2 separate regions of the Homo sapiens genome follow, and region 2 is linked to region 1. A link is a contact called in ENCODE Hi-C or POLR2A ChIA-PET data. All regions are on one chromosome and are shown on one strand. Each heading gives the region's core, a stretch centred on a gene start or an enhancer-like site at or near the end of the contact. The rest is flanking DNA. Distances are from core to core; before and after follow the strand shown.

Region 1 (4,412 bases), core at 927-3,426:
CTGTACCCCAGGGGTGTCTAGTAGTGTGCCTTTGGGTCCTAGAAGATGTAGAATAAGTATGGTACATCATCACAACAAGTAATTTAGGACTGTTTTGCAATAAAACAATCAATATTTATTATGCAGTTGATGCAATACTCACATATATTTTAAATTAGATGCTCTATGAGAATTTTCCAGTTGCTAATAGCTAGGCAGGTGACCCTCCTACATTCCCCTAGGATACTGTGTAGACAAGTTTGTATTGACAAAAATAAGAATGTAGACTGAAGAGCAAAACTGTTGGGTTCAAATCCTGGCTCTGTGACTTACTAGTTATATAACCCTGGGCAACTTAACCTGTTCATGCCTTAGTTTCCTCATCTCTGAAATGGAGATATTAATAATAATAATATTCACCTCATGGGGTGATTGAAAGAACAAAATGAGTTAATTTTAGTGTTTAAAGGAGTGCCTTGCGTGTGGCAAGTACCATGCAGATGCTCATTAAATAAAAGCTTGAGAACTATGAATGAGCCTCTCCGAGAAGGTCAAGAATGGGCACATAGTCTGGGTGATCATGAGCAGAGGCTGGAAGTGATGCATTCTGTTGAAGGAATTGTTCATGGGGTGGCCACTCCTTCAAAAGGAATTATAAAAATCTAAGACTTGAAGCTGAGATCCCCCACCTGCTGGGTGGTGTTTGATGGTCTAAACTGGGGGTTTGCAAACTCTTTCAGCAAAGGGCCAAGTAGTATATCCTTTAGAATTGTGGGTCATCCAGTCTTTGTCACATTTGTTCAACTCTGCCATTGTAGTGTGAAAGTAGCCATGGATGATATATACCTGAATTAAATGGACTGTTGTGCTGGGCTGGGGCCACAGTCCATAGTTTGCTGCTGCTTGTCTAGATCCTGCGGGGCCTGAGCAAGTGAGCTGGAAATAAGGTGGCTGTTGAGGGGGCTGAGGAGCAACAGGAAGTGAGAAGGGAAGGGAGATGGGTGCAGCACCACTACAATGCCACTTCCTTCCTGGGGTGAACTCACTTAGACTTTGAATAGGTTCTCTGCAGAGATGACTGAGACACTTGGAGCCATGCGCCTGCAGAGACACAGTGGGGGACCATGTTAGAAATGGGAGTAACAAGTCATTCATTCTTACTATATGTTTCGTTATTGCATGGCAAAGGCTTTGAAAAGAAAGCTGAGTCTTTTATTTTCCTGTGAATCAGCTCCGAGCCCCTGGAACAATGTTGTTCATTCTGCGGATGCTCAGCAAGCCCTTGCTGACTGTCTTTATTTCTTCACCTGCAATAAGATCCCCCCAGGCCCATATGGAAACGTAAATGTTCTTGAGGGACTAATTCAGTGAGACTCTTCCAGGGGAAGTTCAGTCCTCCTGGGAAGTGATTACACACTGATGGAATTTTTGCACACTGGATGGAAAGATGATCTTTGCCTCTTGGCTGTGTCACAGTAATAAGTGGGAGACTGATTATTTCTAAGAGTGCAGCTCTTCCCGGCACTGATAAGAATGGAATGCAGCGCTACCATGGAGATTCGGGTCACTAATTAGTCCCAGAAGCCTCTAGGCCTTGAATCACTGTTATATTAATTATGCATCAAATTAGAATGTTTGCAAAGGCTCAGAGCCAACTGTACTGCAGAACCCGGTGACAGCATGGAGAGATCAAGGAGTGTCCCGCCCAGCACACTGCAGGGACCAGCAGACAAATCCACGCGGCCTGCCTGAGCGTGCAGTGACCCCGCCTGATCTCTGATACAGCTGTTCGCAACTCCTGCCAGAGAGCTTGTTATCGGCACAGGGTGGACAAAAGAAGGAAAGGAAGAGAACGATGGCTTCCCCTCAGTTCCATAATCTAAGCTCTACTGCGGTAATATCCAGCTGAGAAAAGACACAGGACAATCATTTGGGCACTTTATTTCCATGGTAACAAATAGAAGATTCTTCCAGATGTTTGCTAACATCGTGGAGGTAACATGTCTGGACCGTTGTCTGATATTCAGTTTTTATAGCTGGGGAGACATGGCTTTAGCTTTGGGTAAACTATTCTATCTCTTCCTCCTCTTCCTCTGCCTCCTTCTCCTTCTTGTGTTCTCCATGAGCATAAAACCAAAATATACTTGATGCTTTGTTGTAAAATAAACAGATGATAAATAGCAGTCTCTGTGACTGTTGGGTTATAATTCCATCGAGGGCTGGGGTTGAAGTCATAAACCACAAGAAGTGAAGCATGACCCACAAATAGCCTTCAGGATGGAATTACAGCCCCATAATTCAGAGTAGCCCTTTGAAAAAATAATTCCTAAACCTAGCTATAATTTGGGGAAAGAGCCACGACAGTGGTGACGTCTTCTCTAATCAGTTCATCAGTAGACAAATTACTCCCCTTCGTTATTCTGATGATATTTATTAACGTTGGGGTGAGCACCCAATCTGTTTTCTAGGAGGTTACTGTTGAAACCAGGTAGCAGTCGCCCAAACAGAACCAAAGAAAGGGAAACTGGAGTCTCACAGTAAGAAAGTTCTCACCACAGATGAAGGTCAATGAGCATGAGGTGAGAAGAGACATTCATTACTTTGGAACTGATGAGAAATATTGATTCCTGACCACAGGAGTAGTGGCCGAGTTTGTTTTGCGTGGAGTGTGGCATAAATTCCGTCCCTGTTCTGCATCTTACTACTTCTCTAAATGTCTTTGCTATTTTCAAAACTGATTCTGCTTGATCTCATAATTCATTAAAGCAAGTTGATCTCATGCACCCCAAGAGTTATGAGAAGCTTTTTCATGATGGTTCTTGCATGATGAAAATAAATTCTCATTTATTACAGAGAAAATAAACCGAACCCAACAATTCTGTAGAAGGTGAATGTTTAAATGGCAGTTTCTTGTGATCATAAATTAAACCATCAAAATCCCATAAGGTTTCTCTGCAGCCTAGATATTAAATAAAACAACAAACATGCAAGGACTGGCAAGTGGTAAGGGCTTAATACATGGTCATTCACTACCATAATTTGTACCATAAAATTCAGAAATTCTTTACATGCTTTGTGTGTTATTATCTACTTTGTCAATGACGCTGAAGACATGAGGAGAACAAGGGTCTCATCTGACGCATTATGCCTTTCCACATAGACAATGTAGAATATTATTTAAAACAGAGTCTACAGCATGAAGAAAATAGAAGCAACAGAAAACAACAAGCTAATATATAAACTATTAAGGCAAAATGGACAAAGAATATGATCATTTAAAAGTCGAGCTTATTGAGGTATAATTTGCAGATATGCTTTGTGTTTAATTTGCTCCTTCTTTCCTAGTTTAAGGTGGAAACTTAGATCATTGATTTGAGATATGTCTTCTCTTTCAAACACAAATATATAAAAGTGTGAATTTTACTCTAAGTACTGTTTTGGCAACAACACACACATTTTGATATGTTAGGTTTTTATTTTTGCTTTGGTTCAAACTATTTTCTAATTTTTCTTGTGATTAAGTTTGAGAATTTAACAATAGAAAACAGAAAACAAATACTTCGTTATTGATTTCTATTTTAATTTTGTTATGATCAGAAAACATGCTTTGTATGATTTAAAGTCCTTTAAATTTATTGAGCCTTATTTTTTGACCCAGATATGATCTTTCTTTGTGAATGTTGTGTCTGCATTTGAAAAGAATTTGTGTTCTGCTATTGCTGGATGGAGTATTCCATAGCTGTCAGTTAAGACAGTGGTTAGTGGTTCCATTTATCTTCTATGTTTTTCTGTATGCTTGTATATCTGAGAAAAGGATGCTGAAATTTCTAACTATCACTGTGAATTTGTCTGTTTCTCCTTTTGGTTCTGTCATTTTTTATTTTATTTGTTTTGACATTGTTAGGTATTATTAGGTGCATGTACATTTGGAACTGTTATGCACTCATGATGAACTGAGTTCTTTCTTGTTATAAAATGTCTCCCTTTAGCCTACATAATAATATGTGTTCTGAGGCCTACTTTGTGTGATATGAATTACAGCCATTCCAGATTTCTTTTGATTAGCTTCTGCATGGTACTTTTTTCATCCTCTTCGTTTTATCTATATATTTATACATATTGTATATTTCTTGTAGACAAAAATAGGTATGTCTTGCTTTTTAAAACCCAATATGACAATCTGCTTTTTTAATTAGAATGTGAAGAATTTTCTCTAATATTTCTTATAATATAGGTCTGTAGTTTATGGATCCTATCAGCTTTTATTTGTATAAAAATATTTTCTCTATTTCTAATTCACTCTCTATTTTGCCTTCATTTTTAAGAGATATATTTCCTGGGAATCCTATGATGACGGTTCTTTCTGTCAGCACTTTTAAGATATTCATCCATTTTCTTTTGGTCGGCATATTTTCTCATAAGAAGTCTGCTGT
Region 2 (4,412 bases), core at 485-2,984, 36 kb after region 1:
AGTAAAATCTGATTTTCCAAATCCCTGAACTTCTATCTTTGCACATTTGCTCCTGCCCTAGCCTTCTGCTCTTCTGCAGGGACTAGCTTGTGTCACACACATCTGAGGCTGGCTTCCACCACCTGGCCTTCAGAAGCAAGCGGCAGTACCTCCCTCCAGGACCCAAGGTCAGGAGCATGTGATCCTGACCCCAGCTGGACGCCCCTCACGACTCCACCCCACAGTCTCAGAAGTTTTCTCATTGGAAGGGAGAGGGAGGCCTAGATCACAGTCAGATCTGAGCAGAGAGGAATTCCTCTGTGAATGCCAATTCAGACTTTCTTTATCCAAAGGCCACACAATGTGAGCATAGATAATCTCTTTGGAAGTTTAGATCAAATAAATAAGAGTCATGTGTAAAGGCTATTCTCTTGTGTCTGTGATGAGAGCCAGAGAATTCCATTGTCACTTCAATGATTCCTTCTTCGTATCTTGGCCATGGCCCTCCTGCCTTGGAAACCCTTTCACCTATCAATAAATATGCACAAAGCACTTCTTTGTGCCAGCTGGTAAGTTGGGTATTGCAGGATACAGGGCTGTCCTCATGGGGTTTCAGTGCAACGTGAAGAAAAGATGTTAAACCAGAACTACAGTAAAATACAATGTGTTGCAAAAGGAGGTGTGCAGCTGGCTTTGGGTATACAGCACAGGGATTTAAACTTCTCTGGGGTCAGGAAAACCTCCCATGGAGTGATAAGTTTAAGTTGAAACTTGAAAGACTTAGGGGGTCAGCTCCAAGATGCATTCCCAGAATAGTGCCTGGCACAGGAAATTCTCCCTAAATATTTGTTGCAGGAATAACAGAGGAGTCAACAAAAGGGGATGATTTTGTGGAGAATATTCCAGGCCAAGGAAATTTCACACTGATGTTTATGTGGCCTGCTCAATGCAGCAAAAGAAGCCCTCATGGCTGCAGTAGAGAGATCAAAGGGAGAACTCCTAGGAGACAAAGATGGAGAGGGAGGCAGAGACCGAAGTGCAGAGGCCTTCAAACTTTATTTTGGAGTTTGGGCTTATTCTTGGGTCATGAGGAGCAAACACAAGCTTTAAGGCACTGTGATACTCGGGTGCTATACACATTAAACGGGGCCTTTTCAAACTGTAATGTGCAATTGAATCACTTGGACATCTTGTTGAAACGTGGACTCTTGATTCAGTAGGTGGGGTCTGGGAATCTGCACCAGTTCTGAGAAAGCCAATGCTACCAGTTCCAGGGAGTACACTTTGAGCAGAAAAAACACAAAATCTTGCATAAATCCTCATAAATCCTGACTTTCCGGTCCCATAACAATCCATATCTCCTCATCACCGTGAATCTGTAAAGTTCTGTCTTTTATTTTGGTACATAGGATAATTAATCCTCAGAACTGGAATAACTCTTAAATTCAAGGCATCTAATCTAAGGAAATGGAGCCTCTGGCTGAGTAAGCCACCACCTATGGTGCCCCCATTTATTAATAGTAGCCGTGGGTCTGGACCCCAGGTTTCCCTGAACGTCAGCTCAGGATTCTTTCTGTTGTGTAAACCTACCTCCCTTTTCCACATGACCTTTCCTCCACTGTGTCCCATCAGGATATGGGTGGAGGTGGCTGTGCCTAGAAACAGGCGATTGGCCCATGTTGGAGAGGATTCTGGATGCCATCCAAGTCCTGGAGGATTCACTGCAGTGCTCGGTGGCCTTGGAGCAAGGCCAGCTCAGAAAGTTTCCCAAGCCCAAATTAGCCACAGCCTGGGATCCACTCATGGTAACTATACTAGGGTCTTTCTCTTTTCTGGCTTCTAATGAGTTCTGGTAGTTTGGCCATTGGATGATGTCCTCTGGGTACCCAGAGTGATGAGTCAATGCTCCTAGTCACCATGGTTGGCCCTAGGAAAATCTGCAGTCATAGGGAGCCACCTGTGTGGAACATGGCAGGGGACATAAAAAATTCCTCCACTGAAAAGTATCACTTGCTTGCTTGTCATGTGGTCCACGGTTCCACCACTGGTTATTCACTCCTTGAGTTAGCACTGCCTCACCTTCTATCTCTTTTTAACAAAAATCTGAGAAGGCGAACTATTAAGTCCTCAACATCCATCAGTTCTTTTTTGCTGACCAGGGAAGGTGTCTTGGCTAAAGAAGGCCCCCCAGGTGGGGATGAGGAATAGAGAAAAGCAGGAAAAGGAGAGGCAGGAGACACCACAGACAGAACTCACTCCCTTCAATACCTTGCCCAGGGCCAGCTCTGATTTTGACCTCCAGATGCTTCCTACTTTTTCTGGCTCCTCATCACAGTTGGTGGTGATGTAAGGAACTGGAGTAACACCAGATTCCAGACTCTGGGTGGAGTTTACAGTAACGATATGAGTAATACCTGATGCTTGCATGCGCCTCTGTATCGCACAGTCAGTGGGAATCGCCTAAAAATCAGGTGTGCCTCTTCTAGGGTGGGACAGGAATGAGCTTAAAGTCAAGGACACAAAGTATAGGATTTTTGAACAGGACAGCAATGAATGACACACTTTGGTAAAGAGAGGCCCACCACAGGCCTTTGAAATGGTGCCCTGCTGCTTTCAAAGCAGTATCTCACTTAGTCTTAACTGTCTCTTAACAACTACCATATCAGGAAGGAAGGAAAATATTCTCCCCGTGGCATAAAGGTCACTGAGAAACTTGTCAAAAATGCACATTTCTGAGTTCCAAAACGGAGATTCTCATGCAGTGGGTTTGGGGTGTGGCCTTGGAATCTGAACCCTTTTATGTAGGGAGTGGGTGAGCCACCTTTTGAGAAGCATTGATTCCTTCATAATAGAGTTTTGGTCTATTACAGGGTAGAAACTGAGACTCATTCCCATCAGTGTCCTTCTCAGTGCTTAGCCTAGTGCTTTGCACATATTTTGTTCTTTACAAATGTTGGCAAAAGTTTAAAGGTCAGGGAAATATTCATAGAAGTAGCATCTGAACAGGGTCTCTAAATGAGAAAAGCCTGGGGTGGAATGCATTCCAGAAGGAAGAAATATCAACAGCAAAGGCATGAACATGGGGTTTTCCAGATGAGAGAGCCCTATTCTTTGATGGAGCACAGAGTATGCATTGGGAAGAATGAAGAGATATGATCACAAAAACACATTAAGATCATGCTGTGCAGGACCTTGAATTTAGGGATTGGTGCAGTTCAGAAGCAATGGGGTCATGTTGAATATCCATGTCTCTGTGTGTTGAGGGTACAAGGTAGGCTGGGATTAATTTGCAAACTATGAAACCACCTTCTTAATGCCAGAGCAAAGCCATTTAGGAGGCTTTTGTGTAGGCTCCAAGCAGCTCCAAAGCCTTGGCATTTCTGCAGCCAATCCCCAGGGAAATCTCTAATTCCCCACTCCCAGTTTTCCTTTACCACCTGAATGGTACGGGGCCCTAAATGTTCATCTCCAGCCCATCTTCTTTAAAAGAGTTTATGCCTCCAGACCTGCCCAAGCCCTCCACCCCACCTGGATGTACCATAAGCACCTTCATACTTACATGCCCCAGTGTAGACCAGTATTTTTCTCCAACCCTCTTCTATTCCTACCCTGGTTTGTGGTAGCCACCTACTCACCTAAATCAGAAACTGTCAGTCATTTTTCACTCATCTTTCACCCTCGTGCATCTGAACAAACAGCCTCAGGATTCCATTTTTCAGATTTGCCCCTTTCCTACCTCTAGGAAGTTTGTGATAGAAATTATAATATTTGCTTTTCTTTTTCATATTTCCATGTACATAATTTCTCCCAGTTTAGCCAGCTACAGCATCTATATCCAAACTGGTGATGGGAAGGAAGTTCTATTATTATAACAGAAAAATGGAGAAAAAGGGGTCAATATTCACAATTTAACTACCAAAATAGGATTGTTGAGTTCCTAAAAAGATTAGTCTCCAAAGAAATTTTTCCTTAAATTTGTTAAAATACCAATAACATATCAAAAGCCAGGGTTGCTGGGGCTAAATATTGAAATTTTTAGCTTTATTGAGGTATAATTGACAAATAAAATTGTGTATCTTTAAGGTATACAACTTCATTTCTATACACACGCACACACACACACACACACACTGAAATGATCACAACAATCAAACTAACACATTCCTTAGCTCACAGTTACCATTTTTGTCTTTTTTCTTTTCTTTTTTGTTTGTTATGATGAGAGCAGGTAAGATGTACCCTCTTGGTAAATCCCAAGTATATAATACAGTATTATTAACTATAGTCACCATGCTGTGCACTGAGTCTCCAGAACTTCTTCATCTTCAGTAACTGAAACTTTGTACTCCTTGACCAACATCTCCCCATTTCCCCTCCTTCCAGCCCTGGCAACCACCGTTCTATTCTCTGTTTCTATAAGTTTGGCTTTTTAA

What was found. Hi-C counts contacts between places; a loop is a spot of excess contacts on that map. ChIA-PET counts read pairs that join two places held with the same protein, here RNA polymerase II (POLR2A). Pooled maps may share reads with other maps.
Region 2: a map of heart right ventricle shows a loop between it and region 1 (5-fold over the local background). The contact joins two enhancer-like sites. A Hi-C loop is called at or near these places in 3 of 168 maps with a recorded cell type or tissue (A673, endothelial cell of umbilical vein and heart right ventricle) and 1 of 50 pooled maps. POLR2A ChIA-PET finds 5 or more read pairs at or near these places in 1 of 52 experiments (AG04450).

What each region holds. Positions count from the first base shown.
Region 1 is chr11:130,736,620-130,741,031 of GRCh38, forward strand. It overlaps LOC105369575 (a long non-coding RNA gene), which reads left to right. Exons shown (of 4, transcript XR_007062954.1): 4 at 1-2,762. Among named protein-coding and RNA genes, the nearest start is that of LINC02873, 66 kb to the left of the region's middle. Within about 2 kb of position 2,177, at least 8 of the 41 ENCODE cell types and tissues checked have a DNase peak (open chromatin) inside an H3K27ac peak, as active enhancers do; they include heart right ventricle, where a contact is called at or near this core.
Region 2 is chr11:130,773,197-130,777,608 of GRCh38, forward strand. All of the region lies in intron 3 of LOC105369576 (a long non-coding RNA gene), which reads right to left. Among named protein-coding and RNA genes, the nearest start is that of LINC02551, 87 kb to the right of the region's middle. Within about 2 kb of position 1,735, at least 4 of the 41 ENCODE cell types and tissues checked have a DNase peak (open chromatin) inside an H3K27ac peak, as active enhancers do; they include heart right ventricle, where a contact is called at or near this core.